Regions from separate parts of the Homo sapiens genome. Here region 1 is linked to region 2. A link is a loop called in an ENCODE intact Hi-C map of the cell type or tissue named here. Cell type or tissue: Caco-2. All regions are shown on one strand. Links, peaks and the distances in the headings refer to the core of each region. The heading gives the core; the rest is flanking DNA. Region 1 holds the start of C14orf180 (chromosome 14 open reading frame 180). Region 2 has its middle 26 kb from the start of LINC02280.

The links. A loop is a pair of places that touch in the nucleus more often than their neighbours do. Peaks named below come from ENCODE experiments on the same cell type or tissue, not always from the same donor. Only the 100,000 strongest peaks of a DNase experiment are listed, where the experiment ranks them.
Region 1: a loop joins it to region 2, with 7 times the contacts of the local background. A loop is called at or near these places in 22 of 110 quality-filtered maps.

What each region holds. Positions count from the first base shown.
Region 1 is chr14:104,569,955-104,584,859 of GRCh38, forward strand. C14orf180 (chromosome 14 open reading frame 180) reads left to right here and starts at 9,810. Exons shown (of 5, transcript NM_001008404.3): 1 at 9,810-10,049. RefSeq lists a silencer at 1,484-1,684. In Caco-2, for the core only: no CTCF peak of the experiment used is centred there; DNase peaks (open chromatin) are centred at 6,886 and 7,287.
Region 2 is chr14:104,632,151-104,647,055 of GRCh38, forward strand. No RefSeq gene overlaps it. Among named protein-coding and RNA genes, the nearest start is that of LINC02280, 26 kb to the right of the region's middle. In Caco-2, for the core only: a CTCF peak has its summit at 7,975 (motif pointing left); a DNase peak (open chromatin) is centred at 8,031; H3K27me3 peaks cover 169 bases.

The DNA.
Region 1 (14,905 bases), core at 2,655-10,654, 64 kb before region 2:
CCCTCACAAGCAAACGTGATTCCCAGCAGGGAGCTGGCGGTCTCGGGAATGACCTCCATGTGGGCTCCTGGGGAAGCCCAGGCGACTGTGCAAACCCTGCTGGCGAGGGTGCCGCCCTCCACGGTTTTCCAGGCCCCAGGGTGGGCACATGTGCCGGCTCACGGTGGGTCTGCTCCAACTCCAGTGGGAAGAAGAGATGCCGAGGATGCAGCAGCACCATACGTGGGAATGGGGACAGCTGCGGGGGGCTGGGAGCACAAGTGAGGGACAGAGCCAGGGCAGGTGAGGCCAGACGACGGACATGGTGAGCAGGGTCGGACACAGTTCCTCCTACAAGAGCCTGCTTGTGCCCTTTGATCTCCAACATCTCTCCTGGGTGCTCCACATCGAGGCGCCCCCACGGCACATCTGACCCCTCCTCCAGTAAACCTAAATTAGTTCCTTATTGTGCAACCTGGACAACTGTACATGGCCAACATTCAGGGGTCCCAACAAACTGCCTTGTAAATTGGAGGCCAGAGCCTGGCTTCCCTGTGTGGTGCCAGGCAAGGCACTGCAGCTTACACATGACACACACACGGCACACATGCAGCACACACGCAGCACACACGCAGCACACACATGCCCCTGCTGCTCCCGCCTGACGCCGGCCACTTACTCACACGCCTTCTCCCCCAGACAGAAGAGCAAAGGAGGTGGGAGGGTAAGGGGGAGACTTGAGTAACCTCACAGTACCCTAGATGCTAGGAGAACAGGTACCCGTGGGCCAGGCGCGTGTGCACACCTGCCTGGGCATGACACAGCTATGGGGTGTGTACGCAGGGCTCACATGTGGGGCCCAGAAACCTCCCTGCGTACTCAGATACCTCGTTCAATATCTGTAGCATGAGGGGCACTCCTGCAGGGGTCTGGAGCAATTCTTGGCCTAAGTGGCTATTTGCAGACTCCCCTCTCCCCACAGGCCCGGAGGAGTCGCAGAGTGGCTTTGTAACAGTGCGTTCTCCCTGCGTTTACCCCAGTGGGTTCTACAGGCTGGGCCTTGTCAAAGTGACGGGCAGGCGCTGGGCACTGGTGACAAAGGCAGTGGCAGCACTTGGCCACACTCAGCCTCTGGGGGCCCCGGACGTGCATACATCGCGGTCCTCCCCTTATGAGCGAGGAGACACCATGGCTGCTTGCACCTCGCGTGCCGGGGAACTGGGAGAGTGGGGCTCACGTGTGCATCTGCCCACCTCTGCTGAAGCCTGGGGCCACACAAAGCCTCTTGGGGTCAGAGCTTGCTGGGGCCCCGTGGGGGACGTGAGACAGAGAGAGAAGGTGTGTGTGTGCACACGTGTGAGACTCGGTGTGCCTGGTTGTGCACGTGACTGCGTGCATATGAAACACAGACAGGCGTCGGTCCAGCGGAATTTCTGTGGCACACTTGAGCTGCGTGTAGCCCCCTGCTTCTGACTGTACAAAGACCTCACGCTCTCATCCGAGACCGGAAAGCTGTGGACGGGGTTGGTGGCTCCTCTCGGAGCTAAGCTCCACCTCCCACTCCTCAGTCTGACCCTGGCCTCCCTCCCCAGCCCTCCCCAGCCCTCCCTCTCTCGGTTTTTTTTTTTTTTTCCTTATCCCCACACTCCTCTCCTGCAGCCCTGGCTTCAGGCCCCTCCCCAGCAGAGGCTGCAGCAGCCCCGGTGCAGTGGTGGGATGGGCCTGGCCGGACTTTCCAGTGCCCACTGTCCTATGCCCCCTGCCTGGCACCCCAGCCTGGCCCCTCGTGCCCACCCAGTGCTGGGTAGAGAGGCCCCGTCGTGAGCCCATCACTGCTGCCGCCAGAGGCTACTCAGGCCCAGCTCCTCAGAGGGTTTTTCTCGGGCCCTCTTTTAGTGACCTTCTCTGAACTTCTTGTGGCTGGCTTCATCGTGGGATTGCAGAAAGACCCGAGAGCCCCAGGGAAGGTGGCATTAAATCGCAAGCAATGGCACTTCTGGCACATCCAATCGATTTTGTCGTTCGTAAGAAATGGAAACAGGATGTGGCAAGGAAAAGGCAGTTTCAGGAACAAGGCTTCTCCCCTCGGGCTCTGGAAAGGGCAGGGAAAGGCTCTGTTGGCCCATGCAGCGGCCCCTGGAGTCCAGGCCCAAGATCCCAACCCCCGGCCACAGGACACGGTCAGCAGGTCCCTGCCTGGCTGCCCCACCTCTGGGAGCCCTCCTGCCACCCCGGCTGGCCTCCTGCGGGCTCTGAGCAAGGTCAGGCCCTGGGAACGAGGGAGGGGCCGCTCCTGAGTCCCCGAAGCCCTGGGCTGAGTGGGCCCCACCAAGCCTCCTTGGCCCTGCCCAGCTTCCTCCACTCAGAGCTGCTGGTGCATGTGCCCCAGAACGGGGCAAGGGGGAGGCAGGCACTGCCCCGCAGAGGAGTCTCACCCATCCCTTCCCTCTGTGTCCCAAGACAGGGCCTTGGCTGCTGCCCAGGGTGTCTTGCAGCAGCCCCTCCCCCAGCCAGCCTGTCCCTCAATGCTCTCCAGCAGGCACAGGACCAGAGAGCCACAAGCTGTGTGCCCACCCTGCACACCCACCCACAGCCCTCCCCCCATACCTCCTGGTCCTCGAGCCTATGCTTCCCACAGGCTCCTACCTGGTCATCCAGGCCAGCTGCCATGGCCCAGGAGCCTGCATCCATCCTTCCCTCAGCCACAGTGACACCCAAGGCGGTGCTCACAGCTCATCCCTGCCCTCAGGGCCACCCGAGGGGTCACCAGTGCCACAGCCAGTCATGTTATGTTGCACTGACTTCCCCAGCCAAATGCCTGGGGACCGGGGCTAGAGTTTTTCCTCCATTGTCCATTAATCATGGCTACCATTGTTGCATGGGTTCCTGGAGGTCTGGACCACCTGCCATGTGACGTACTAAGCATGACGTCACGAATGTAGCTGATCAGCATCATTTTCCGCAGACCAGGAGTGTCCCAGAGCACTGGATTGCAAGAGTAGCAAGAAAGTGCCAGTGGCTGGAGCACTGCTGTCTCTCACAGGCAGCTGGGTGGGCCCCTCTCTACTGAGGTGGTTGAGAAGGACACACTTGCTAGACACACCGCACACACCCAGGGCCAGAGGATGTGGTGACTCGGTTCAGTCGAGGTATCGCATCCGGCGGCGCATTTTCCATGTGGGCTGACTCTGCGTTGGGTTGGGTTCATCCATCACCATCGGCCATGATGCTGCTGGTTTTTGTGGACCATATGGGTGAACAGAGTGGGAACAGTGGGGACAGTGGGACTGACCATCCCTGTATCTTTTGAGTCTTTGGGGATGGTCCTAATTTCTGCAGATGCTCAGGATGTGTGGAATGACTCTCTTGGCCAGGGTCTTAGAAGCTTCCACTTGTTCGTTTGGGTTTTTTTCCTGCCAAAATGGCTCATAATCATTAGGTCAAGGAACCAATGGGCAGGCTCTGCCAACTGCAGAGTACAGGCAGCCCCTTCCCTTAGGCACGAGAGGCTGAGGGTCCCAGGGTCACTGCAGGGCGGGCTTGCCTCCAGGTCTCCGGGAGCCCTTACTCTACCCACAGCGGGGTTCTGGGTCCCCTGATATCACTGCCAGCTCAGAGCCCGTACCCACAGCTCTCAAAAGATCAGGAGAGTCTCCTGCCCAGCACATAGTTTCTGTGGGCCCTGGACACTGACTTCTGCCCTTTCAGGCCAGCTGCTCCTGACACGGTGGAAAGATCAGGAGAAGCTGCCCTCCCCAGTGGGCCGGAGGGCTCCAGGCGGCAACAGGGAGGGCAGCACCAGTGACGGGCACACCTGGGCTGAGGGAACTTTGGGCACCCAGGCTCTGGGCCACTCAGCCACTGCCAGGTGGGCACCCGCGTGAACCAGAACTGTGTGCCTGCCCGGCCAGCCCAACCTTGCCGCTTTCACAAGGAGGCACACAGTAGCCCCTCAGAACCTGCCACGGCCCTGCAAGGAGAGGATTCCCCTGGGGCAGGAGGTAGTAGCTCTCGGCCAGGCACTGACTGCCCAAGGTGGCAGGCCCAGGACAGGGTGTGGGTGGGGCCCTCCCTCCCCCGGTTCTGGTGCCAAGCTCTTCCCAGTGTCCTGTGCCTGTGCCCCATGTCCCAGCAGCTGTGTGCAGGGGAGTCATGACCAAGGGCGGCACCCAGTCCCCTGGATCTGAGCCCACTCCGTAAGCTGCCGCCTCACAGCCCGGCAAGGAGCTTCCCCCTACAGAGCCCCTGTCCTTATCTGCCAATGAGGCCAGGCCTGGGGCTCAGGAGGCGGTGGGGAGGGAAGAGGAGCTAAGCCCTGTGAGGAGCTAAGCCGTTGCACACAAGTATGCATTCTGCCCATCTAGCGCTTGGAGAGCATGGTTAATGGAAAGACCCAACTCCGTAGAACACGGAGCTTTCTTCTGAGCCAATATGAGTGACCGCGGCCCAGGAAAAAGTGCACACACCCAGGGAGCCCTGAGTGGGGGGTCCTGAGGCAGCCAGACACCAGCTCTGCTTCCCACCCACCTTAGTGTGACGGAATTGCAGGCAGTCATAGTTCAAGGAGCTTCTACATCGGTTCAGCCCAGAAAGGCAGGGTGTCTTGAAGCAGGGGGCTGACAGGTCGTCAGCGGGGCCAGAGATTATTTCATTTGCAATTAGTTAAAGAAGTAAAGCTTTGTCTATAAATGTGCAGTCATCAGAAAGGAATGTTTTCGGTGAAGATTAAGAAGTCTTTTAACCGATACACCAGGTCACAGTGGCGTGTGGGGTGCATGACTTGACCCTGGGCTGGCGGCCTTCGGTCCTGTTTATAATTCGAGTCTTAGGGTCACAGTCCTCTGATCACTAGGTTAACGTCACTACTGGTCAGCCCTGCCTGAACTCCCGCAGGGAAGGGGGAGAGCGAGGCACGTCTGCCCTCCTGTCCCATCATGACTGGGAACTCAGTTGTTCCGGTTTCTCTGGAGTCCCTTTGGCCAAGAGGAGCCTGTTCAGTCGGTTGGGGCCTTAGGGTTTTATTTTTATTTTACAGCACGTAGCACTTTTGCACACGGACAGCGTGGCCCTCACAGTTCGGCGCACATGTCCACAGATGTGTGGCTTGCCTGCGCCACAGAGAATGCACGCTTCTGGTGTGAGAATGAGGCTGTGTGTGACGTGTGAATGCTCGGCCCCGGCCGGCCGCAGCCAGGTCCCTGCGGTGGGTCCTCAGGCCCGGAGACCAGGGATGGCGCCCACAGTGGGAACCTGGGCTGACCGGCTGCCCCCGGGGCCCACGCCTGCAGTCGCCCCACTGAAGCCCAGACAGACCCCCACACGGCCTCGCCTCAGAGCCCAGAACCTTCAGCAGGTCAGGCGGGGTGGTGGAAGGATCTCCCGGCCCCTCCAGCCAGCCCCTAAGATGCTGCTGGAAAAACAGCTGTGGCAGGCAGCTCGGGGGGCCCCGGCTCGGTTATGGCTTATGTACAGCCCCGACAGCCAACTGGCTTTCAGGGAGGGACCAACTTCATAGATAAAATTTGTCATCGTATCGATGGCTCCTGTAGAGAAAAAAGGACTTTTACAGCCTCTTGGAGGTCATGAATAATAGAGGAGGAGGAAAGGGGCCGCTTTGGTTAGTGTTCCGCGGGGCCCAGAGGCCCCCATTATCTCAGCTGATGGGAGCTGGGGGGGCCCCAGCAGCCTATGGTTCTCACTCGTGGAAACCAGTGTGGTCATCACCCAGGGCCCCCACCACACTCAGGGCTGGGGGCAGTGCCCATGCGTCCTGTATTCTTAATAAGGGCTCTGACTTGGCGACGGGGTGACCATACATGGCCCTGTCAAAGGGCCCTGCCTCAGTCTGAGAATGACAAGCTGCAGGCTCCATGGTAGGGGCCTGGACCTCCCACTCCGGGCCGTGACCTGGGGCAGGACTCTAGCTGTATCTGCAAGCCGGAAGAGCAGCATCTCTCCAGGCAGCCGTATGTCAGGGGCCAGTGAGCAGACACAGGGGCCAGAGCGTCACAGGTCACCCCCATATGCCCAGAGTCTGCTCCCCCGTCCTCCCACCTCCCTCCCCACCCGTGGTCTATGGGGCCCTGAAGAGTCCCCAAAGGCAAAAATCCTCCTTTGCTTGCCTCCAGTGATGGGGAACTCACTACCTTACTGTCGGCTGTTCCTCCCATGGACAGCTCTGCCTGGTGGGAAGTCCCCCCACCAGCCCCTGTGCAGAGCAGCCTGTGCCTGTGGAGCCCCAGCCCAGGTTCCGGCTCTCACCCAGAGCATGCGTCAGCCCCTCTAACCCCAAACCCACACTCCTCCCTCATTTCCCTCATTTCCTCTCCTCTTCTCCTGGACCCCACCCTCAGGCTTCACTCCCACCAACCCCCAGGGTGCCTGGGCCAAGCCCACCTGTGACCACCACGTGGCAAGTCCTGTGAGGACTTCACTCCTTGTCCCTCCTGACCTAGCACTGGCTCTGAGTGTGCCAGTGGCAAAGACCTGCTCATGCGGCCTCCACCGGCCCTGGACTCACCCACCACCGCCACCCCTGCCTGCCCTCTCCCGTAGTCCTCTCCAGGGCCTTCTCACCGTGGTCATGGTTTATGGGGCCTCTCATGACCCCATCAGCCACCGTCCCCACCCAGCTGGAGACCCTCAACCAAGCCCTCTCAGGGGGTTTCCTGTGGTCATGAAGCAGCTGACGACCCACTGCAGAGACGAGAGCTACAAAGATGCATTCCCACTGTAGCAGAGGGAGCTGGGATCAGGACAGCCTCAGCTGCATTTTCACTGCCCCAGAGGGAGCTGGGCTCAGGACGGCCTTAGCTGGGCGTTCCCACGACAGCAGAGGGAGCTGGGCTCAAGACAGCCTCAGCTGGGCGTTCCCCCTACGGCAGAGGGAGCTGGGATCAGGACAGCCTCAGCCCGGCGTTCCTCCTGCTACAGAGGGAGCTGGGCTCAGGACAGCCTCAGCTGGGTGTTCCCACTACAGCAGAGAGAGCTGGGCTCAGGACAGCCTCAGCTGGGTGTTTTCACTGCCACAGAGGGAGCTGGGCTCAGGACAGCCTCAGCTGGGCATTCCCACTGCAGCAGAGAGAGCTGGGCTCAGGACAGCCTCAGCTGGGCGTTTTCACTACCACAGAGGGAGCTGGGCTCAGGACAGCCTCAGCTGACAGGGGTGCAGCCCTGAGCCCCGGAGACGCCTGGAGAACCTTTGGACCCATTTCCACCACAAGCCCTGGTGCTGCAGTCGGCCAGCCTGCACGAATTTCCCCCCGGGCTGTATGCCAGACAGGGGAAGGGCCAGCCTCCAGGCCTCTGCGCAAGAGGGCCACGGCCAACTCCCACCCCCTGGGCCAACGCTGGCCTCTCTTGTGCCTGGGGTCCTTCTGCTTCAACCAGCTGTGGACCCCACCCCCATCTCCCCCACCCACCGGCCCTTTCTTCTCTGGCCCAGGTCAGCCTAGGGCCTCCACACCCTCCAGCCCCACCCCCGACCCTGCCTGGAGCCATGTATGAGGCCATGCTGAGGCCCAGGGCTCTCCGCACTCCAGCCAGACCATGGTCCAGGGAGAGCTGGGAGTCTAGGCCAGCACCACGTGGCCATGACCAGAGTAGCCACAATCTCCAGCCCCTGCAGCCTCCACTCCCACGTGCCGCCCTACTCCACCCCGGCCACCTTCCAGGACCACCCCAAGGAAACAGCCCAGCCCAGCCAGCTCGCTGGACTTTCCCAGCGCTCAGGAGTGCCCAGCCACTGGACATGCTCCGCCCTCCCGCTGAATGACAGCTGGCCTTAGTTGCTGTGTTCCCGGGGCACTGCTCAGGGTGGGTGCACCACAAAGATCTGGGGAGGGTGGGGCATCCGATCATTCCCAGCTCCCGGGGAGAGATGAGGGTGTGGCGGAGGTCACCTGGCTGAACAGTGACAGAGCTGGGCCCAAACCTGGGCACCACGTCATTGGCACCACTGCCCGTGGGCACATGTGCCCACCTGCCGGCTGCAGGCAGGCCTGACACAACTGGGCTCTTCCCTGGCACTGCCTGGCACAGGCACTGGGGACCCTCCGCGGACCCGGCAGCTCAGCACTCCCCTGGGCCAGCCTTATCTTGCCCTGCAGAGCCCAGGCTGGAGTGAGGCGCAATGGACGGAGGCGAGGAGGGTGCAGCCGAGCCCTATCAGATACGGCCGGAAATATGACCCCGCTGGGACCTGAGCCCTGAGCCGAGCCATCAGCTCACTAATAAATTACCCAGAGCGAATGTCCACAGGGTCAGCCCGCATCGCCTTTCCAGGGAGCACAGAGAGGGGGCGGCACCCAAGGTCTGTGGGCTGACCGTTCCCTCCCCTCTGTCAATGAGAAGGGTCAGGAAGGAGTTGTCCCGGAGCCCCCCGACCTCGGGCAGTGCAGCCTGACCTCTGAAATCTGGGAGGAGCAGCTCCAGCCCTGGGAAGCCAAGGATAAGCGCCCAGATTGGGCACAGGCGGGAGAGGGTCTTGTCTGGCTACAGGACCTCACTCTTCCCAGGAAGCCAGACTGCCAGCAGGACCACCCAGCCTTCCTCAGTGCTCTCCCTGGAACAAGCGTCAGCGAGCCAAGGCCCTCCTGCCAATCTGGCCCACCCCGTTTGTGTAGACACAGAGCGCACTGTGTGCCATATGGCCCTGTAAGAGAAAAGTTTGCTCCCCCATGCCCTGTACTGAAGACGGCAGTGAGGGGAGGGCCGGTCTGCTGAACCCCATCCCAGTGGCTGCGTTGCTCATGCTCTGACGGTGGGTTCCAGGACTCTGTGTCCATGCAGCCCCACGGCTGGCCCTGAGCAGTCACCCTCTGTGCACACTGTCCCCCAGCCTGGCACACCCTGGGCTCCCAGGGGTCCTGTAGCTTTACCCAAGGGAGATGCACCCCCATTCCTAATGGAGAAACACGGGTCTCTCCACACCTCCTCCAGCAGTCCCCTGAAACAGGTCAAAGCCCCACAAACCAGGCAGGGGTCTGCCCACATGTGGTGGTGCCCTGCGCCAGTGATGCCCTCACCAGCCTCTTTCAGACCTGCCTTTACATGCACCAGCAGACGGGGGGGCTGGCGAGGACGGGCCACCAAGCCTGAGCCAGGCTACCACCTCCGGGCTGTGTGACTCTGGACAGGGTGCCTCAACTCTCTGAGCTGCACTTTCACCTACAAATGAGGGGCAGACTCAGCAGCGCCAGGCAGGGCAGTTGGACGCCCACCCAGGACAGACCCTGAGAAAGGCTGATCCCTCACCCCTGCCATCGCTCACTGACCCATACATTGCCCCTTCCTGCCAGGGCAATATCGAGGGTCGGCCAGTGTGCCCCAAAACGGCAGCTTGGGACCCATTCTTTGCCTCTCCCTCTGGCAACCCCAGGTCAGGACTCACAGGGGCACAGGGGCCTGGGGCAGGGCGGGCACTCTCGCCACCACGGAGGCCCCATGCTGGGTCAGGGTCTTATTGGAGGCTGGACTCTGTGATCACCTCACCTCCCGCAGCCCCACAGTGCCCTCCCTCTCCCACTCTGCCCCGAATTCCAATCCATAGGTTTTTCCAAGAGCTGCACAGCTCTGGAATTGACCTGGGAGGGGGCACATTTGGGCCGGGAGGGGTAGGAACAGCAGCAAACTCTGGTCTTATCTGAAATCATGGTCTGTTGTCCACCGGGGGCCTGGGAAACAGCCACCCCCTTCTGCTCCGGGGCCAGCGGCCTGTCCTCGGGTTCACTGCTATTTCTGCCAAAGGGGAGAGGTAATTATAGCCTGGCCGCTGCCAGCTGGCCCAGCTTTGCGATCCAGCAGAGAGGGCTGGAGACGGGACGAAGGCCACAACAGACCCGGCCCTGCCAGCGGGCGGTGGCGCCTCCAGATCAGAGCCCTCGGGAAGGAGGCCTGGGCGGGCCTGGCCCGTTCACCTGTGTGCCCTGCAGTTCTGCCCGAGGCTCAACTCTCAAGGGCCTGGGAGGGGTGCTGCCGGCCAAGAGGGTCCAGGACCTCACTGGACTGTGCCCCACAGGGAGATCCCGAAGAGCCTGTTTCTGTCCCTCGGGGAGCCAGGAGGGAACCAGGTGAGTTCCAGCCCCAGGGAGAGGGGGCTCACTTCCTGCTTGGGTATGAAGATGCCAGAGCGGAGAGATTGCCAAAGGCAGGTGCAGGTGGGGAACCTGCCCCAGCTGGGCAGCAGGTGTGGGCAGAGACTGGGCAGAGCGGAGAGATTGCCAAAGGCAGGTGCAGGTGGGGAACCTGCCCCAGCTGGGCAGCAGGTGTGGGCAGAGACTGGGCAGAGCACACACTGATGATCCTGAGTGACCTGAACAAGCTCCAGAGTGGCCACCCTTCCCCCTTCTCCTGGGACTGATGGTTTCCCTAAAACGGAGACAGTCCCAGGCCGGCCCTGTGTCCACACTGAGGCCAGGCCGCCTCTGGGGGAAGCAGGGAACACGGCCACTTCAAACTTAGCAGCGGGGGTGCTCCTGGCCACACAGGAGCTTCCAAAGGGCACCTGATGTTGCGCGAAACAGCCTGGGCAGTGGGAGAAGGGGCTGCACTCTCAGGGGAATGCAGGCAGCCGTGCCAGGCATGAACCCAGCCAGCCTTCCCTGAAGGGCCTTGGTGGGGGGCATCCTCCGAGGGCAAGTCTACGCAGGCCCAGCCTAGCAGGAATGGATTCGTTACTCCAGTAACTGAAGCCTAGTTCTCAGTGTTTGGGAATCCCTGAGAACTGGCTCTTTTCTGAGCCGTCAGTCAGAAGGAATCCCTGTCCTGCCCTGTGTGGCCATGGGACCCCCACCCAGCACTGGACGCCACGCCATTTCTTGGGCACTACTGAGCTTTGCAGTGCCCTGGACAGTTGGCAAACAGCCCCCATTCCACATATGGGAGGAAGGGCCTGGGGGGGTCCCCCGCCCTGTCTGTCTGGAGCTCTCGAGGCCTAGGGTGGCCCCTGCACCCAGCAGATGAGCAGCCATCACCCGGTACTGCTGCTACCTCGAGCCCTAACTGCACCTCGGGATGTGAGGGCCCATCTAGGCATGGAGAGGGGCCTCAGGGGGCCACCAGGCAGCTCCTGCTCCTGTTCCTACCTGGTAGGGCCTGCAGGCACCTGAGCAAGCCCAGTGGGCGGTCAGCCCAGCCAGGGGCCTCCCCACAAGTTCTCCCTCTTACTTAAGTCGAGAACGCATGTTGTCTGGGGAGCTGCCAGCGTGGTTCCAGTGGTGAGCGTTGGGCTGGGAGCCAAGGCTTTTCCCAGGAGCCCAGCCACCCCGCCTGGCTGTGTTCTGCCTCCGCCCTGCAGAGGAAAGGCCAGCGAGGCAGTGTCCATGGTCCCAGTCTTCTTCCACCGGAAGAAGGCACAACCTGCATCTGCAGCCCCAGGGCCATTGGGTTAGGCCTGTGGCCAAACTACTAAGGTGCTGGGAGACTGAGGAGGCCCAGCTCCTCCTGGGGCCACCAAGCCCGTGGTTGACGGCCTCCCCATGGACCGGGCTGTCCCGAGAGCAGCAAGTCAGCCGGGGCCCTCAGGGCCGCTGAGGCCACTGCTCAGTGTCGCCGTAATGGAAACTTCTCAGCTGGTTGTGAGCCGCAACAGCTCTGGTTCACACCCTGCGACAGCGAGGCTGTGACCGCCAGTGGATCTCGGGGCTGATCAGGCCTGAGCCACCCCGGAGGTACAGCACCAGCAGGAGCCCAGGTGGGCAGGGGCAGAGAGAGAGAGAGAGAGAGAGAGAGAGTATGTATGTGTGTGTGTGTAAGTGGTGGGGGTGGGGGCTGTGAGTCTCCAGCTTCTCCCAGGGAGGTCTCTGGCTTCCCAGGAGCCTGGCCCCCTGTCTCCAGCTCCCAAGTGAGTTGCCCTGGGGGAGGCTGCACCTGGAACAGGGAAACAGGGAGCCTGGCCCCAGCCTGCACTCGCTCAGGCCCCGGGACCCTCTGCCCCTGGAAGGCTGTGAGGCTGCCGTGTGAATGGGTGCAGTGCCAGGCGAGGGGTGAGCCGGGAGTGTGGGGCCGCACGCTCAGAGCCGAGGAAGGGCAGTGCCAGGCGAGGGGTGAGCCGGGAGTGTGGGGCCGCACGCTCAGAGCCGAGGAAGGACCTCCCATGTGGGGTGGGTGGGATGTCAGGATTTCTCACGAGCCAGCTGCTGCATGGGGGGCACTGCCCGCCCCGAGGAACCCTCAGGGAGGACAGAGAAACATCAGGAGGTGGGCTGTGGGCAAAAGGGCGGGCGGCACGGGCCAGGCAGAGGCAGCAGCCTGGGAGGAGGCGGGAAGCCAGCGGGCGGCGTCCTGGAGGACGGGGCAGGAGTGGGAGGGAGCAGCAGTGGCTGGGCCCCAGAGCTTGGCGTTATCCAAGCCACAGAACCAGGCAAGAACCACTGGCCCGCCCCCACGCCCCACTGCAGGCTGGTCTCGAGGGGGAGGGACTCGGCACTGCCACGGCCGCTGGGCTCCATCAGTGCCCTCACGTCTCTCAGCAGCTTCAAGATGAGGTGGGGTCTTTGGGGTACTGGGCTAGACCCCCAAAGACTGTTGGAGGGTCACACCCCAGACCAAGGTCCTGGGCCTCAGCCCTCATGGCCCCACCTCCCACCAGCAGTACGGGCTGGTCATGCCCACAACTGGGAGCTCCGGGCCCTGACTCCCGCCTCTGTCCCAACCCAGGCTCTGAAACCTGGCAGGCTGTTCTCCCTCTCTGGGCCTCAGTTTCCCCTCCGCCAGGGAGCTCGGTGCCCCCTCTCAGTAGAGGAGCTGGTAAGAACCCCCCAGCCCCCCAGCACCAAGGGAGGCGCCATGGGGTTCCTGTTCCCAGAGTGGGGGTAGAGTCCCCTCGGGTGGACGCGCCCTCCCCAGCAGCGGGCCTAGCGGGACACTTACAGGTCCAGGCTCTGAAGCTATTTTCCGCCCTTTATCTCCCATCTGTCACGAGGCCTCCAGTTACACACTGTCCCTGCCAGAGGCCCCAGGCCTCCCCGCCCCCACCTGCCGAGCATGCCAGAGCCACTCCTTCCCTGCTTCCACTGGGGAAAATGAGGCCCAGGGAGGTCACACCACTTACCCGAGGTCACAGAGCCAAAGAAGGACAGAGCCCAGGACTTGAGCCAGACCTCTCTTCCAGAAGGGGAAGCGTGAAGCCCAGTTAGGGAGGGGATGGCAGGGCTCAGGGAGGCTGTCTGGGAGCAGAGCATGGCCCACGTGAAGGTGCATCTCTGGAGAGGGGACCGCGGAGCTCAGGGAGGCTGCCTGGGAGCAGAGCGTGGCCCACGTGAAGGTGCATCTCTGGAGAGGGGACCTCAGGGCTCAGGGAGGCTGCCTGGGAGCAGAGCGTGGCCCAGGGGAAGGTGCATCTCTGGAGAGGGCCCCAGGGCTCCCGGAGGGGAGGTGTCATCCCATAGGATGTCCTGACTGTCCAGACACAGCCAGAGCCACCTGAGCTCTGTTCCTGGGCACATTCCCTCCCCGAGTGATGCCAACAGTGGCTGATGGCACAGAGCACAGGCTTGGTGCGGACTCGGGTCTGTGCACTGACTCCCACCCTCACGCGAGCCCGCAGAGGCTGCTGCTCTCCTCACCCCCATTTCACAGCTGAGCAGACCAACGCCCAGGCAGATTAGGAGACTTGCCTAAGGTCACACGTGGTCACACAAGGTGCTCTGGAGCCCACACCTGAAGAGGGGGAGGTGCTGTCCCGTAGGAAGTCCTGACTGTCCACATTCCGGCAGAACTCTGTGCCCCAGAAGGCGAAGTCGCGTCCTCCCCAAGTTATGCTGCTCAGCAACAGATGGTTAATGCCACAGCCAGGCACCCTCACAAACACACTGCCTACGCCTGCACATTCACATACACTCTACACAAACACACACACATTCACCCACACATACGCAGATACACTCACACACACACACGGGCACATGCATGGACACACACACACATGCATATTCACATGCACGCACAGAAATACAAGTACACATATGCACACATAGCCACACCTCCATGCACACATTCACACACACAGACACCCCACACGTGCACACTCATGCCCTCTGACACACGTGCCCACTCTCACACTTGCACACTCAGGGGAATACTCACACATGTGTGCACTCACACACGTGCACACACACACTGTTTTCCCACCATCCCTTGGACAGACCCCAGGCCAAGGAGGGGTGAATAGCGAGAGCTGCTGGCAGGAGCTGGGGGAGACTGCGTCCAGCCCTGCATCCCTGCGTGACTCCGTCGGCCCAAGCCTCTCCAGGCCTGTTTCCCCATGAGGAGTGAACCTGGCTGGGCCCCCTGGAATGCTGCTGCAGGGTCGCCTGGCAAGGGGCTGTGGCCCTGGGCACGCCAGCCAGCCCCAGGCCGTGCAGCCCCAGGAAATGACCCCGAATGCACAAGCCTCCTTCCGCCGGGCAGTGGGAGAGCCCGGGCTCTGGGTCCAAGAGGTCACTGGGGGGCTCTGCTCCACCCCCAACCCCACCCTGGGCTTTAGCAGAGTTTCTATCCCACCCAGGGTGGAAACTGAGTCAATGGCATCCAGAGAGCCCTTCCAGCCCCAGCCCTGCTACGGACAGGCAGTCAAGGTTGCCCTGCCAGGCAGCATCCCCAAAACACCAGGACAGGCCTGGCACTCTGTGGCTTCCCTAACCCTGGGGATCACGCAGAGCCCACATTCCAGGTGACCTGGCCCCAGGAGACGGGGCCCCAGCTCAGCTGGGCCTGCAAGCACAACCTCTCCCACAGCCACTCTCTGAGAGCAGGTCCTGAAGATAAGCCGCCCCTCCCCGCCACCCCCCTGGATGGCCGGCTCCTGCCACAACCCTATTTGCAATAAAAACCTGATCCGGCGATAGCAGAAAATTGCTCTCTTTTGAAATAATTGAACCCGTCCAGACAGTGTCCTCCCAGACATCATTAACAGGGCACTCTGCTT
Region 2 (14,905 bases), core at 4,620-12,619:
GGAACTTTGGCTTTCCGCACAGGATGCATTAAATTCAATTCCTGCGGGGCGTGGTGGCTTGCGCCTGTAATCCCAGATACTTAAGAGGCTGAGACACGAGAATCACTTGAATCCAGGAGGCGGAGGTGGCAGTGAGACAAGGCTGTGCCACTGCACTCCATCCTGGTGACAGAGCAAGAGAGTGAGACTCTGTCTCAATTAAATAAATAAATTAATTAAATTCCTATTCTATACCACATACACATTAAATTCCACACGGATCAAAGACTAACAGGTGAAAAGCAAAACTATAAAACTTTTCAAAGAAAGCTTGGGAGAATATGCTTGTGATATTGACGAGCAGGATGATTTCCTAAACAAGTCACAGTGTTAACAAACAATAATGGAACATACTGATAAATTTGTCTGGATTAAAATGTAAAATGTCTGAAAGTCAAAAACAGACTACAAAGCGAAAGGCAAACACAGACTTGGAGAAAATCTGCAATGCACGTGACTAATAAAGAATTGGAATCCAGGATACAGAAAGAACTCCTATGAAAGTCAATTTTAACAAAAAAGACATCCAACCCAGCTGAAAAGTGAGCAGAGGGTATGGTCAAGGTCATTGTGTCCCCAGCTCTTCACACAAGGCACACTGGGCCCCTGCCACCCTCCAGCCCTGCCTGACTCCTCCCGGGAGAGGACTGAGCCACCAGACAGGCAGGTGGCAGGCATGGGTCTCCACCTCTGTGTCATGGAAGAAATCTCTTCAAAGGCCATGCGCTCAGGACCTGGGCTCTTTTCTCCTCTCTCTGCCCTCAACCTTTGCAAAGCAGCAACCCTGGAGAGGCTGCCGGCTGTGCCTCCCGACGCGCCTCCAGGTAGAAGGCCCCGCCACACACCCTGTGCATAACTTGGTCCCCTCCTCCGCCCTTGCTTTGCAGTGTAGAGGGTGATTTCCCAACACCTGTAGACTCTGATGCTCAGGCTTCCCCATCCTACTCAGATGAGGGACGCCAGAGGGTCTTTGCTGATTTCCTGAAACCTCAGCAGGAAGGCGCAGGTTAGTCTCAAGGAGAAGAACCAGGACCGGCCAACGCACCCGTACAGCACTGCTCCAGGTGCACGAAATGCCAACTGGAAAACAGAGAAGCTACTTCCCAGCCACCGGCCTGGGAGCACCCATGGAGCACGGGGGTCAGAAACTCCTACTTCCTCCACGGGTGGGGCAATGGGATGCAGCTGTCATGCTTGATTTATTCCAGAGGGAGCTGTCAACAACAAATAGCGCACAATGTCGGCCTGCGCTCTTGCGTTATTTTCTGCACTTCTGTGGAGGCCAGTCGTGTCGCACCACTGAATAACGTTTCCAGTGGAATATACCACAAACGGCCACAGAGCTCCTCTTGGTCTTGTTTATATGCCTGTTTTCTGAATGTGCTTCTGTGCTTTGTACAGAAAAAGAGTAAGATATTTGGCTGCCACCAGGGCCAATGTTTGCCCCATGGGAGTGACATTGCCACTGGTGAGAACAAAGAGCCCCTTGCAACACAGTCACGTCTGGATGGCCTCCGCCATTGCGCTGGGGCCAGGCAGGCACAGAAATGGCAGCAGACCAGGGCCTTCAGGCCCAGCTGCCCCTGACTTAGCCTGAGGCCCTGCAGTGCCAACAGCAGAGGCCCCCACGGTGCGAGGCAGCCGTGCTGCCAGGGCGGGCTCCAGGGAGCTGAGCCCATGACCACCAGCCCCAATCTACTGTCCTGCTGCCTCCCACAGCTACGCAGGGTTCCCCCAGGAGCCCACCCCTTGCTGCCGTGACCACCATCGCTTCCTAGCTGAGAGCCCACCCTTGCTGGCCTCTGCCTGGTTCTTGATGAATTCAGCCCCATCCATCCTTCCCTCCTGGCAGCCTGTTAGTGGCTCTGGGGAAGCTGGCACTGATTAATGACAGCAACAGACGACACCCATCTGCCCATCAGGTGAAAACTCGCCGCTGTCATCTGTCCTGTCAGAATCTACGAGCAGCATGGGAGCCCGCCTGGCTGGGACCCCGCGTCCCTGGCCGCCCCCTGGCCTGAGGTTCCAAGCAGGGCCTCAGACTGATGTGGGGACAGATGAGACCGGTGGGGCCAGAAGGGCTAGCTCTGAGCCTGCCGGGGGCTGACCAGGAGCCCTGTCCCCACAGGGCAGCTGCCTTTCTCAGACCACTCTGAGGTGAGCAGTGGACCCCGAAGGTGGGCTGGGTCCCCTGCCTTCACCTCCTCCCCTGTCAGGCCCCCCGAATCCGACTGACCTGGGTCAGCTCTGCCACCTGCCCTGTTCTCTCCAGCGCACCCAGGGCCTCGACTGAGCCACTGCCCAGGGTCCTGCTGTGAGTGGACCGGAACCAGCACGGGCTCCCGGCTACCACCTGCCCACCCCGCCAAGCTGTCCCACTGGGACCTGACAGGGAGGAGCCCACACTGGCACGCCTGACAACAGCCATAACCTTTCCTGTGCTGCAGAGAGGGAAACTGAGGCTCAGCAAGGCCAGACAATCTGACCGAGCACTGGCCTGGCCTCCTGACCCCAAAATCTGTGCCCCTGGGGAAAGAGAAGAAAGAGGTAAACGCATTCTACAGCGCAATCCCCACGCCAAGGGGTGTGTTCCCCTGCGGCAGGGCCCTGGGGTGGACATGAACACCCAGGTACCCCATGGCCTGCTGACCTCAAAGGGGAGAGGGCCCAGCTCCAGCAGCCCTGCCCCGCACCACCCCAGAGGGAGCCCAGAGATGGGTTGTCACGGCCAGGACACTACAGGGAGGGCCAACGGGACCAGGGGCTTCAAGCCGACAGCTTAGGGGGTGTTTTCTCTGCAGAAAACCCCTCTGCTCCCCAGCGGAGAAGCTGTGCCTGCACCTGGGATCTGCTTTGCATGTAGAGGGGGCAGTAGCCCCACACAGGAGGGGCTGACAGGGCCAGAGCACAGCCGAGACGCCGCGGCAACCCACAGAAGATTCCAGGACACAAGCCCACAGCCCACGGTGGACTGGGCAGGGGAGCAGTCGTGGGCTCCACACGTCCCAGAACGCCAAGCTGCCTGAATCGGGGAGGGGCTGGGGGTCGGCACACACAGGAGGCAAAGGGCATGGAGGGGCATCCCCAATCCCATCAACCCCGAAAGCCCCCGGGGGCCGGCCTAGGCGCCCCATGGACCTGCAGTTGATGGGGCCTGGTGCACGCCCGGAGGATGGGCCCTCAATAGCAGCATGAACAAGTAGCCCGGAGCCAGGAGATGCACCTGCCGCCCCAGGGAAGTCCCCGCCCTGGGAGGGTTGGGGTGTGGCAGCCAGTGGGGGTAGCTTCAGCTTCATCCACAGTTGAAGGATGTCTGGAAGGTGGGGAAGGAAGGGCCTCGCCCGCAGGACTGGCCGGGCCTGCCAGGAGGTTGGTTCAGTCTCGCCCTGCTGGGGGATGCATCCTGAGTGGAGGGGGCTTTCCAGCCTGCAAGGGTCACACAGGAAGCCTAGGGTCACTGGTGATGAGAGGACAGGGCTCCAAGGGGCTGGGCCATGTGACCCTGGCCCCACATCCCCTCTGAGGGGCTGGGCCGTGTGATCCTGGCCCCACATCCCCTCAAGGGGCTGGGCTGTGATCCTGGCCCCCACATCCCCTCAAGGGGCTGGGCTGTTTGATTCTGGCCCCACATCCCCTCAAGGGGCTGGGCTGTGTGATCCTGGCCCCACATCCCCTCTGAGGTTGAGGTGCGAGGATTCCACGCGTGTCCCCTCTCCTGCCCCGCATCCTCACCCGTGCTCTACCAGCATCCCAGCCCCGGCTCTTGCACCCATCCCTCCATCCTTTCTTCCCTCCCGCCTCCTTCCATTCCAACTGTGTGAGCTAGCTTGGGCACCGTGAGTGCGTACCACCCACCGGGGGTTTAAACCACAGACACCTCACCGTCCTGGGGGTGGAGATCAGGCGCAGTGCTGCACTGGGGCCCCGGGAAGCAGAAGACGGCTCCTGGCACATCTCCTGGGTGCATCTGTGGATTGCTGGGGCCCCCAGCAGCTCTCCCAATCCCCAGAAACCCCTCCTGGATCTGCTGTATCCACCTGGAGCCTCTTGGTGCACAGCGGCACACACAATACCTCCACTCTCCACCCCGAAGGATGCCCACTGCAGCGGGGTCCTCATCCACCCAGCCTCCAGCCACCCCATCCTAGGGCCACCGGGGTCCCCAGCCAGCTTCTAATTGTCACCCACGGCCAGTGCTCTTGGCTCTGGAGGAAGGAGATGGAGGCTTCGCTTGACGTTCATTCCTCATGGGTGTGGAGAGGCCCCCTCCAGGGCCCCTTCCCCTCACCCCACCCGGCAACCAGAACCGCGAATACTTCACACGGTACTTTGAATTTAATGGTTCACATGGGCTCCTCTCTGAGCTACTGCCTTTTATTTTATGACTAAATTAATATTATACATACAAGAGCACATTTAAGACACCCGCCAGAGGAGCAGGAACGGTGGTCGTGTGGGAAAGGATACATTTTTACGCACACGCGTCTCCGGGCCATTAACGGGCCGCGCGTCCATCTGTGTCCACAGCTGACCTTAATCCTGTCCCAGCGCCTGGGGCCTGAAGCTCGTGGAATCACCCGCCTCACGTGTCTTTGCGGCCCACTAATTTGTGCGTGTTCAGGATATATTGGGTTTCATAATTTTTATATGCAAATCAATAAAAAGCCCTTTGCTATCTCATTTAAATCAGCGAATAATTAACCAGGCTGTCCAGCCCACCTCCATTCTCCTCAAATCCCTGGAAGTGAGAGGGGCCAGCACTGACCAGGAGAGCAGGGTCCCAGGGCCCCCTCTGGACAGACTGCCCACACAGTGGGCGCTGGGTCTGCTGGACCCAGGAGGCCTGGGGGGCTGACCACCTCCTCCGGGACATGGTCAGAGCAATGGCCTGAGCCAGCCCTGCGAAGACCCTGGCTCCGAGAGAGCGGGGACAGTGACAGTGCTTCAGACAGTCACCCACTGAGGAACGGGCACCACCCGTCGCCCGAGACCTGTGTCGCCACCCACTGAGGAACGGGCACCACCCGTCGCCCGAGACCTGTGTCGCCACCCACTGAGGAACGGGCACCACCCGTCGCCCGAGACCTGTGTCGCCACCCACTGAGGAACGGGCACCACCCGTCGTCCGAGACCTGTGTCGCCACCCACTGAGGAACGGGCACCACCCGTCGTCCGAGACCTGTGTCGCCACCCACTGAGGAACGGGTACGACCTGTCATCCGAGACGTGTGTCACCACCCACGCACTCTGCACTCCAAGGCTCCACACAGAGAAACAAGGGCGTCGGGGATGCTAAGTCCAAATGCGATTCAGGGGAGCCCAGCTCTGGGAGTGGGGCATCTTAGGGCACCTTCATTCTGTGATTTTGCTTTTTTTCCCTGTTTATGGATGCGTAAGAGTGAGCTATGATAAAATCCTATGAGTAAGTCTGATAGCTCTCCCATGCATGTGAAGTGGAGCTTCTATGTGATAAAGCACTGTGTCATAGTTTTACAGGCAGCATTTTTTCTTTCTTAGAGGTACATAAAACAACAGCGCACCTTATAATCAGCGGCATTCAACAAAATGGTTAAAAAATAATACCCCGCAGTCCAGCAGGGTCTATGCAAGAGGAGGAAGAATGGCTCACATTAGATCAGACCCTCAGGTGACTCACCAGTCTGCTACAAGGACTAAGGGCCAAAAAAACCGCATGAATTATCTCAATAGACACAGAAGACCCATATAAAGTTCAACACCTATTTATAATTTCTAAAAACTCTCACAAGGCTACAAATAAAAGAGAACATCTTTAACCTGAAAAAACCTACTTTCCAGAAACCCCCAGGAAACATCAGACTTCACAGAGAAATCTAAGACACAATCTCTTCCAGACTAGAAATCAAGGGCGACCCTTATCACCACTCAGTTTAACATAATCTCGAAAGTCCCAGGAAACACTGCAAACAAAAAAAAAAAAATAAGAAATGAAGAGGTGTAAGGACTGGAAAGGAAGAGATAAAACTGTCACGACTGGTGGATAACGTGGCCATCTATGTAGAAAATGTCACTGAATCAACAAACTACTGGGACGAACAGTTACAAGATAAACCTACAAAAATCAATAATGTGACTCTATGGCAACAATAATCAGCCAGAAAATAAGATACCATTCAGCAACTGAAGCAATTAAGTGGATAGGAATTAAATTACCAAGGGACGGGCTGGCCGTTCGCTAAGAAAATTCTGGAACTCAGTGAAAGGACCCAGCCAAGCCACTGAAAGGAGAAGGCAGCATGGTCAGCTCGGGAGTGACCAGCAGCACAGCCCACGACGTCGCCAAATTAGCTTCTAGATTAGTGCAACGCAAAGCAAAGTTCCAGCAGGCATTTTAAAGACACCCGACCACAGCCCTATTCTCGGCACGTGATGGAAGAAGGGGCGTCCCTGAATGACAGGCTGATTGAAAAGCCAAGAGAAAGGGCTCACTCCACCAGAATGAAGATAAACTATGAAGCCATGGAAATGAAAGATAAAAATAAAAGCCAGCACGCTGCCGGTGACGGAGCAAGCCCACCCTGAACAGACTCAGGGACGTGTGGGAACTCCTTAGGTAAAAGGTGACTCCTACAAATCAAGGAGAACACAGCGTAGGGGAAAGTGGCTCGTTATACGGAGACAAAAAGTCACGCCGGCCGCAGATGGACTAAAGGGGAAACTGACAAACACAGCAGGGAGGCTAGGCAGGGCTCGGGGAGGAGGCGCACCCTCAGGACCGTGTTCACGCAACCCTAGCACCAAAGACCACCAGTAACCACCCTCCATGTCCGCACCAAAGTCAACAAAAGAAAGATGCCCCCTGACCACAGATGGAGAGTGGGCTGAAGGGAGCCTGGGGACCCCGCTGGGCTGTCCCCTGAAAGTGGCACCAAGCCTGCTGGAAGGCATCATCTGCTGGGCCCGAGGCCCACCCCAGACAACGCCAGCACTCTGGACCCCTCCTGCCAGCACTCAGCCACCCCCTGCCCACTCAGTCTTACCGAGGTGTGCATGGCCGACAGAGTTCAGGCACTGACTTTGCAGCTGGAGACAGGGCCTTGACCTCAGGGACTTTGGAGGTGTTGGGACCGGTCAGTGGGGACCCATTCTGTGGGACTTGGGCATGGAGAGCAGGTGCGGGCCAGGATGTAGCTGGGGCCACGGGCTGCACGGGGGGGGCCTCAGGGGCAAGTCCAGGGATTGTTCCAGCCCCCACTCCCAGGTCCCCCTGGAGACCCCACTTCCCTGATGGCCAACCGCAGTCCCAGCTTCAAACAGGTTCTTTGAGGGGGAGGAGAAGCAATCTCCTTCATATAAATGTTTAATTGGGAATTAATATGGATGAGGCTCTGGAGTGATGAGGCTGTGGGTTTAATAAATATTAACAAGGAATAGGCCTCCCCTTCCTGTGCTCTGTGCTAATCCCTCTGTGTAGCATCCATTATTCACCGTGTTTCTCAACGCCAACCCCGGGGATGGGGGTGGGGTCCTTCCTCCTGGGGCTCCTTCCATGGAGGTACTTTGAATCCCTGGCCTCGGGGGCTGAGGGTTCTACTACAGGATGGATGGATCGGCTTTCTGTGGGTGTGGAACTCTGACCACAAGGACACTCACTGGCCCATCTTCCATTGGCACAGACACACACTCACTGACCAGGAAATCTATATTCCAGCCTTACCTTCAGCCCCACTGGGCTCCTGCCACTGATGCCACCTCCACCAGGAAGCCCACCTGGTCTGCCCACAGGGAGCAGCACCCGTCCCTCAGGGCAGCCACAATCCTCTCTCCTGACCTGGCAGGGGCTCGGAGACCCAGCGACCCCGCCCAGCCCGCTGCAGGTGGGCTGCTGTGAGGGGACCCAGTTCTCTGATTGGACTCCACCAAGGGGTCCAGACCCTGTCCACACTGCTGCCTGGCCGGGCCGCAGGTGGAGCTCCGGCGCCCTCGTGTGGCCCGTGTGTGCAGGACCTCAGCCGTGCTGCCCCATGGGAGGATCCAGGGAGCCGAGCACAAGATCAGCGATTACCCAGGTCACAGTCCCAGGATGCACAGAGCCCGCGTGTGGCACTAGGAGCGAGCCCCACCCTCGGCTTGGGTTTGCACGGTCCCGGCAGTGCACTCGCTTCATAACCTGAGAACGTCCCTGTCCACACAGAGGAACAGCCCTCCTGCCTGAGCTTCCACCCCTACACTGGTCAGGCCCCCTCTGCTGCAGCTGCCCCCGGAATTCCTTGCAGGGATTGAGGGGTGGAGCCCGGGACCTCTGCTGCCCAGGCCCACTGAATATTGGGCAGCCCAAAGCCCTGACCCTACCTCCCCCTTGGCTCCTACACACCCCTGGGCACGTGTGCCTAGGGGCAGCACAGCCCCTCCCATCCATGGGATGCCAACCCCCTCTAGTGATGCCCACCACGTGCGGGGTCTCAAAGGCCCAGTCCTGTGCCCTGCCCACCCTCCTCATCCCTAGTGAGGATGGCCCCCCATCCCTGGTGCGCACGGCCCCCCATCCCCAGCATGGATGGCTTTGTGGCCTTAACGGGACCCTCCATGAATCTCCATGGGAAGTACAAGACCCATCCCCTAGTGCCTGCTCCACCCTCGGAGGGGCAGGACCGATGGGTTTCTGTGCCCACTCCACCCCTTTATCTGTTCCTCCTCCCCTGGGGCCCCACCAAAGCCACGAGGAGGGGAGGCAGGGGAAACAGCCCCCATTGGCTCCTGAGTTGACCCCAGCAAAGCACCCACACAGAGGCAGAAGCGGGGGGTCCTAAGAGGCCAGCTGTATCCAGGGGCTTCAAGATGCCCCCTGCACTCACTCAGCACCACCCTCACCCCACCCAGCCGGGCCGGACAGATAAGGGCCTGGGCCACGGGTCAGGAGCAGAGGGTGCTGGGGGCACAGACCTGTGAGGGTCGTGGGGGTGAAGGACCTCAGGCTGGAAAGACCCCAATGAGTGAGAAAGCCAGATCCCCATCCTTCCCAGCCCCCACCGTCCCCACTGCCCCCACTCACCCCCCGCCCAGGTATCCCCTGAGAAGGCAGGCTGGGGAGACAGGGAGAGGACAGTTAGGGTGAAGGGGACCAGGGCTGTGCTGGGGCTGGGCCGCTCTCACTCCATCCCTTAAGCCCCTTCCTCTCTCCAGCCTGCCCCCTCCACACCCAGCCTGCCCACTCCCGCCACCCCTCCCTGGCATCCCACAGCTGTGACCACAGCTGGGACACCACGGAGCACTCACCACAGCACTCGGAGCAGCCAAACCCTCCCCTTGGCCACAAGGACCTTCCCAGTGGCCCTCTCCAGTCTCACCTGCAAGCACCCCTCTGCTTACGCTCACAGAGGAGTGAATGCGTGAAGGCCCCACGGGGTGAATGAATGCGTGAAGGCCCCACGGGGTGAATGAAGGAGTGAAGGCCCCATCAGGTGAATGAAGTAGTGAAGGCCCCACGGGGTGAATGAATGAGTGAAGGTCCCACGGCGTGAATGAAGGATTGAAGGCCCCATCAGGTGAAGGAATGAATGAAGGCCCCACAGGGTGAATGAATGAGTGAAGGCCCCACGGCGTGAATGAAGGATTGAAGGCCCCATCAGGTGAAGGAATGAGTGAAGGCCCCACAGGGTGAAGGAATGAGTGAAGGCCCCACAGCGTGAATGAAGGAGTGAAGGCCCCATCAGGTGAAGGAACGCGTGAAAGCCTCATCAGGTGAATGAATGAGTGAAGGCCCCATCAGGGTGAATGAATGAGTGCAGGCCCCACAGGGTGAGTGAGGAGTGAAGGTGGCTCTGCAGCCTGCCCGGGGCCTGGTGAGTCTCACAAGCCCCGCATTCGCGCGGCCTGGTCTTTGTCCAGCAGAGTCTGAGCAGAGTCCCCTCCGTCTGCCCTGGCCCTGGGACCCCCTCTCTCCTCGACCCAGGGGAGGAGTCCATGCTCAGCCCAGGGCTGCTGGGAGATGAACCCGACTGCCTGTGGCTGCACCCCTGTGTCAGCCACCACTGCGGGTTTCAAGGCTGAAGCTCCACTTCCTTCCTCCCAGAAAGTCTCAGCACAGGACTCCATCCGGGATCCCTCAAGGTCGGAACGGCCCCGGGCCCACAGGGTGGGCCTTGTGGAGACATTTCTGCCAAGATGGAACTGAGAGCCGTCTCGGTGGTGGGAGAGGACAGCCTGCCTGGGGCTCGGGGGGAGGAAGCTGTTCTCGGGGCCTTTTCTGACCAGCTCTGAGCACTCTCTGGGACCAAGGCCTCTGGAGCACGGAGGCCTGGGGGCTGTGCTGGTCACCCACACACAGGACAGCCCCTGAGCCAGAGACAGCCATGCTCAGAACCCAGAGACCAGAGGCCCCAAGGGGAATGGCACCCTCCCCCACACCCAACCTGGTCAAGTCAGTGGAGCCACCGCCTGGCCTGGGGCTGGGCAGCCCACGGTGGTCCCAGAGGAGGAGAGTTGCCATGTAGTGACAGCCCCACAGAGGGGCACATGGAAGCACCCGGACCGGTCCGACCCCAGAAAGGCTCAGGCACTTGGGTGCTGGAAGAGGTGGGAGAGGCAGGACTGGGCTGCATGGAGGACGCCATCCACGGCCGCCCCTGGGCAGTCACCATGGTCCTGGGCAGTTACACCTACCACAGGGGACCACTGGCTCAGCTTCCTCCCCACAGCGTTCACTCCTCAAAATCCAGCTCTGGCGACCGCTGGTGCTTCCGCAGACTTAAGGGGAATTGTGTTATGAACCGGAAGGGAATTTCTCTGCTTTGGAGGCTGGGTGTGGTGGCTCACGCCTATAATCCCAACACTTTGGGAGGCCAATGCGGGCGGATCACAAGTTCAGGAGTTCAAGACCAGCCTGGCCAACATAGTGAAACCCCATCTCTACTAAAAATACAAAAAAAATTAGCTGGGCATGGTGACGGGTGCCTGTAATTCCAGCTACTCGGGAGGCTGAGGCAGGAGAATCACTTGAACCTGGGAGGCTGGGGTTGCAGTGAGCTGAGATCACACCATTGCAGCACTGCAGCCTGGGAGACAAGAGTGAAACTCCATCTCAAAAAATAAAAGAAAGAAAGGAAAGCCTAAAGGAAGCACAGGAGGCCGTCCGTCAGTCCGGAAGCCCACCCCAGAGCCCCCTTCTGGGATCTTGCATTGTGCAGAGAGGTGGCAAGGCCCCGTGCCCCTCCCCCACCTGCTACCCACCCGCCCCCCAGCCTCGTGTCCTGACAAGCTGGCCTGGAGGGTCAGGGAAGGGTCTTGTGTCAGGTTGCTTTGGGTGCTGGTGCCCCTCCCCAGGACAGGGAAGGGCAACGAACAAAAATGTGGGTGGGACCGGCATCCTGATGCTATCAGGGTGACACGGCCCAGAACATATTCCCCTTTATGGCCTCCCTAGAGAGCCAGGCCCCATCCCTTCCCCTCCACCAGCTCCTCACGCTCTGGAGGGATCACAGACCTAAGGAGAGCCAGGTCCCCACCCCAGGGGGCTCTACCAGGGGAGTTCAAAAAGAAAGAGAAGAAGGAGGTGGCATTGTGGGAATATTACCATCGTACTTCGCCTTGAAGGTAGATTTCAGGGCAAAAGTATTAATGGAACAAAGAGAATATTCTATTTAGGTCAGAAGTGTAATTCACCCTGTCGGCAAGCCCAGGGTTGTGTGTTTCACCCAGACATTGGTCTCCAAGGAGAGAAACCCTCTGCGATCCTTCTAATTGCACTTGTGCAAATGCTACACGCACGTCTCCCTGAGCTGACTCCAACACTCATTCATTCCTCCTGTGCCTGCAGGAAAGCCAGCCCGGGCATCTCAGAATATGAAGTTAATGTAGGAGAGGCCAGTGGTCCAGAATGTGTACCAGGATTCTCCAGAGAAACAGAGCCAATTGGATGTGTGAACGCCTATCTTCGTATGCATATGAGAGAGACTGATTGCAAGGATTGGCTCATGCGATTACAGCACTGAGAAGCCCCCAGATCTGCAGTCAGCCTGCGGGAGACAAAGGGGTCAGTGGTGTCAGTTGTAATCCAAGGCCAGGAGAAGACCCACGTCCCAGCTCAGTCAAGCCAGAAAAGCTCACTCCTACTCAGCCTCTTTGTTCTATTTGGGTCTTCAATTGATTGGATGTGGCACCCACACTGGGAAGGGCAATCTGCTTTGCTCAGATGGCAAATACTGCCCAGTCTGTGAGGCTCCCCGAGGCCCAGCCGAAAGCAGACCTCTCCCCGGGCTGCCCCCACAGCCACCCTGTGCAATTGGGCACCTGCAACCTGGACTTGGCAGCAGTCAGCATTGGAGCCATCGACTCAAAAGTCTCAGCACGTGGATTAGGAACTGAGCACTAGAAATCCACGCTGATTATTTCATGAGACTTGAGCCCTTCTCTCGCTACCAGCCAAGCAGCACCCAGGCAGGCCCAGAGGACAGCAAATCTTGGAGCTAGAGAACGCCCAGCTTGAGCATGACACAGGCGGTCATCACGGTGCTCTATTGGTTCCTGGTCTTCAGGGTTCATTTTACTGGCGTAAGAGGCCAGGATGGTTGCTTTTGTTTTCTAAAACCCTTAAGGAGCAAAATCCCACACAATCTTGGAGGAAATTAAATTTAGAAATTAGATGCTAGGCTTGGCAGAGACCTTGACAGGGCCCCCCACAGGGCCAGACTGACACATCCATTGAGACCACATCACAGTTATTAACCTTTTGCTCCAAAACATATGGAAAAAAGCTGCTAGAAACACAGGGAGAATCTTCCTAAACCACAGTCACAGTGGGAGACTTCAACACACCTCTCTCGGTAATTGTCAGATCAAAGAATGAGTAAAGGAAAAAAGAATATTAATAGAACAATTAACCACCATAAATTACCAGATCTACAGGACTTCACACTCAACAAAGAAAGGAAGTGCATTCCTTTCGAATAACAAACAAGTGAAAAAAACAGCATGTTCAAGATCCCCAAGGAAATCCCAGTAGGTCCCTGAAGGGGAAATTGTGAAACTCTGATCACAGTGCAATAAAACAGGGAACTAACAACAGATCACCTTCTTTAAAGTCCTCACCTCTTGTCAGCTTAGACGTGGGATAGACACTACGTCTGACACGTTTTCTACTTACAGGCTAGATGACTCTGCTTCCTCATCGGCGGAATGAGGACCAGGCTGTTACACGTCTCTGTATTCTGCAAGTTAAAGGCAGTGAAACACTTAATATCCACAGCACACAGAGCGTGACACACACAGACAGCACTCAGCGAATGTTAGCTGCCAATGCTAGCGTAAGACGAGATACACACTCTTCTGAATGACTCTGAGTTAGAGGAAATGAAACATCAAATTAGAGGCTCAACTAATTTGATAACAAGAGCACCACACATCAAAAACCCTGGGACGCAGCCAAAGTGGCTCTCAAAGGACAAAGTATAGCCTTAAGTAATTCTTTTCTTTTTTTGAGACAGAATCTCGTTCTGTCACCCAGGCTGGAGTGCAATGGCGCGATCTCTGCTCACTGCAAGCTCCGCCTCCCGGGTTCACGCCATTCTCCTGCCTCAGCCTCCCGAGTGGCTGGGACTACAGGTGCCTGCCACCATGCCCGGCTAATTTTTTTTTTTTTTTTTGTATTTTTAGTAGAGACAGGGTTTCACCGTGTTAGCCAGGATGGTCTCGATCTCCTGACCTCATGATCTGCCTGCCTCGGCCTCTCAAAGTGCTGGGATTACAGGTGTGAGACACTGTGCCCAGCCTAGCCTTAAGTAATTCTAATAAAAGGTAAGAAAGGATGAAAGTGTGCTTTCATTTAAGAAACTAGAAGAAGAAAGAAAATATGACTCAAAAGAAATTTAGGAGAGCCTGGAATTTAGGAGAGCCTGGAATCACACCCTGATTCCTCCCTCTCTATCTCCTCCCCAGCTGTAGTGATGTCACTTGTTATTGTATTGTTGGGCTGTATTATTGTATTGTTCCTCACAAATAGGGAACACATGTTACTTCCAAACTCTAACAGAAACAGGCTTTACATGCCAGGAGTCAACCCCAGGCCTCCACAGCACAGGTATTCACACTCTTCATGCCCACTCACATGCAGGGCCTCCAGGAGCTCAGCCAGCAACTTCTCAAGATCAGGGACATTGGAGGGGCAGCCAGCTTGGACCAGGCGGAGGGACCACCACGCCAACTCCGCAACCCAAGCCTTCTTCCGCAGGGCTCTTCAAACATCTTCCCTACTATTTTATTCTGAACCTTTGTAAACACACAGCCAAGTTGAAAGAATTGTACAGCAGACACCATCTACCTCCTTCTAGAGTCTCCCATTAACGCATATATGGTCCAAGCTCTGCCCTGGTTGCTCCCTCTCCCCACCAGCTATGCGTCCCTCGGCCGTCTTTTTAAATATGTTTCATTTTATTTTGTTTTATTTTTTGAGACAGGGTCTCACTCTGTCACCCAGGCTGGAGTGCAGTGGCGTGATCTCAGCTCACTCCTGGGCTCAAGGGAGCCTCCCACCTCAGCCTCCCGAGTAGCTGGGCTTGTGTTTACAGGCGCCAACACCAACACACCAGCTAATTTTTGTATTTTTTGTAGAGACGGGGTTTTGCCATGTTGTCCAGGCTGGTATCAAACTCCTGAGCTCAAGTGATCTGCCTACCTTGGCCTCCCAAAGTGCTGGGATTACAGGCATGAGCCACTGTGCCCGGCCTCCTATTTTTTTTTTTCTTTTTTTGAGACACAGTCTCACTCTGTCGCCCAGGCTGGAGTGCAGTGGCATAATCTCAGCTCACTGGAACCTCTGCTTCCTGAGTTCAAGCAATTCTCATGTCTCAACCTTCCTAGTAGCTGGAATTACAGGCACCCGCCGCCACGCCCA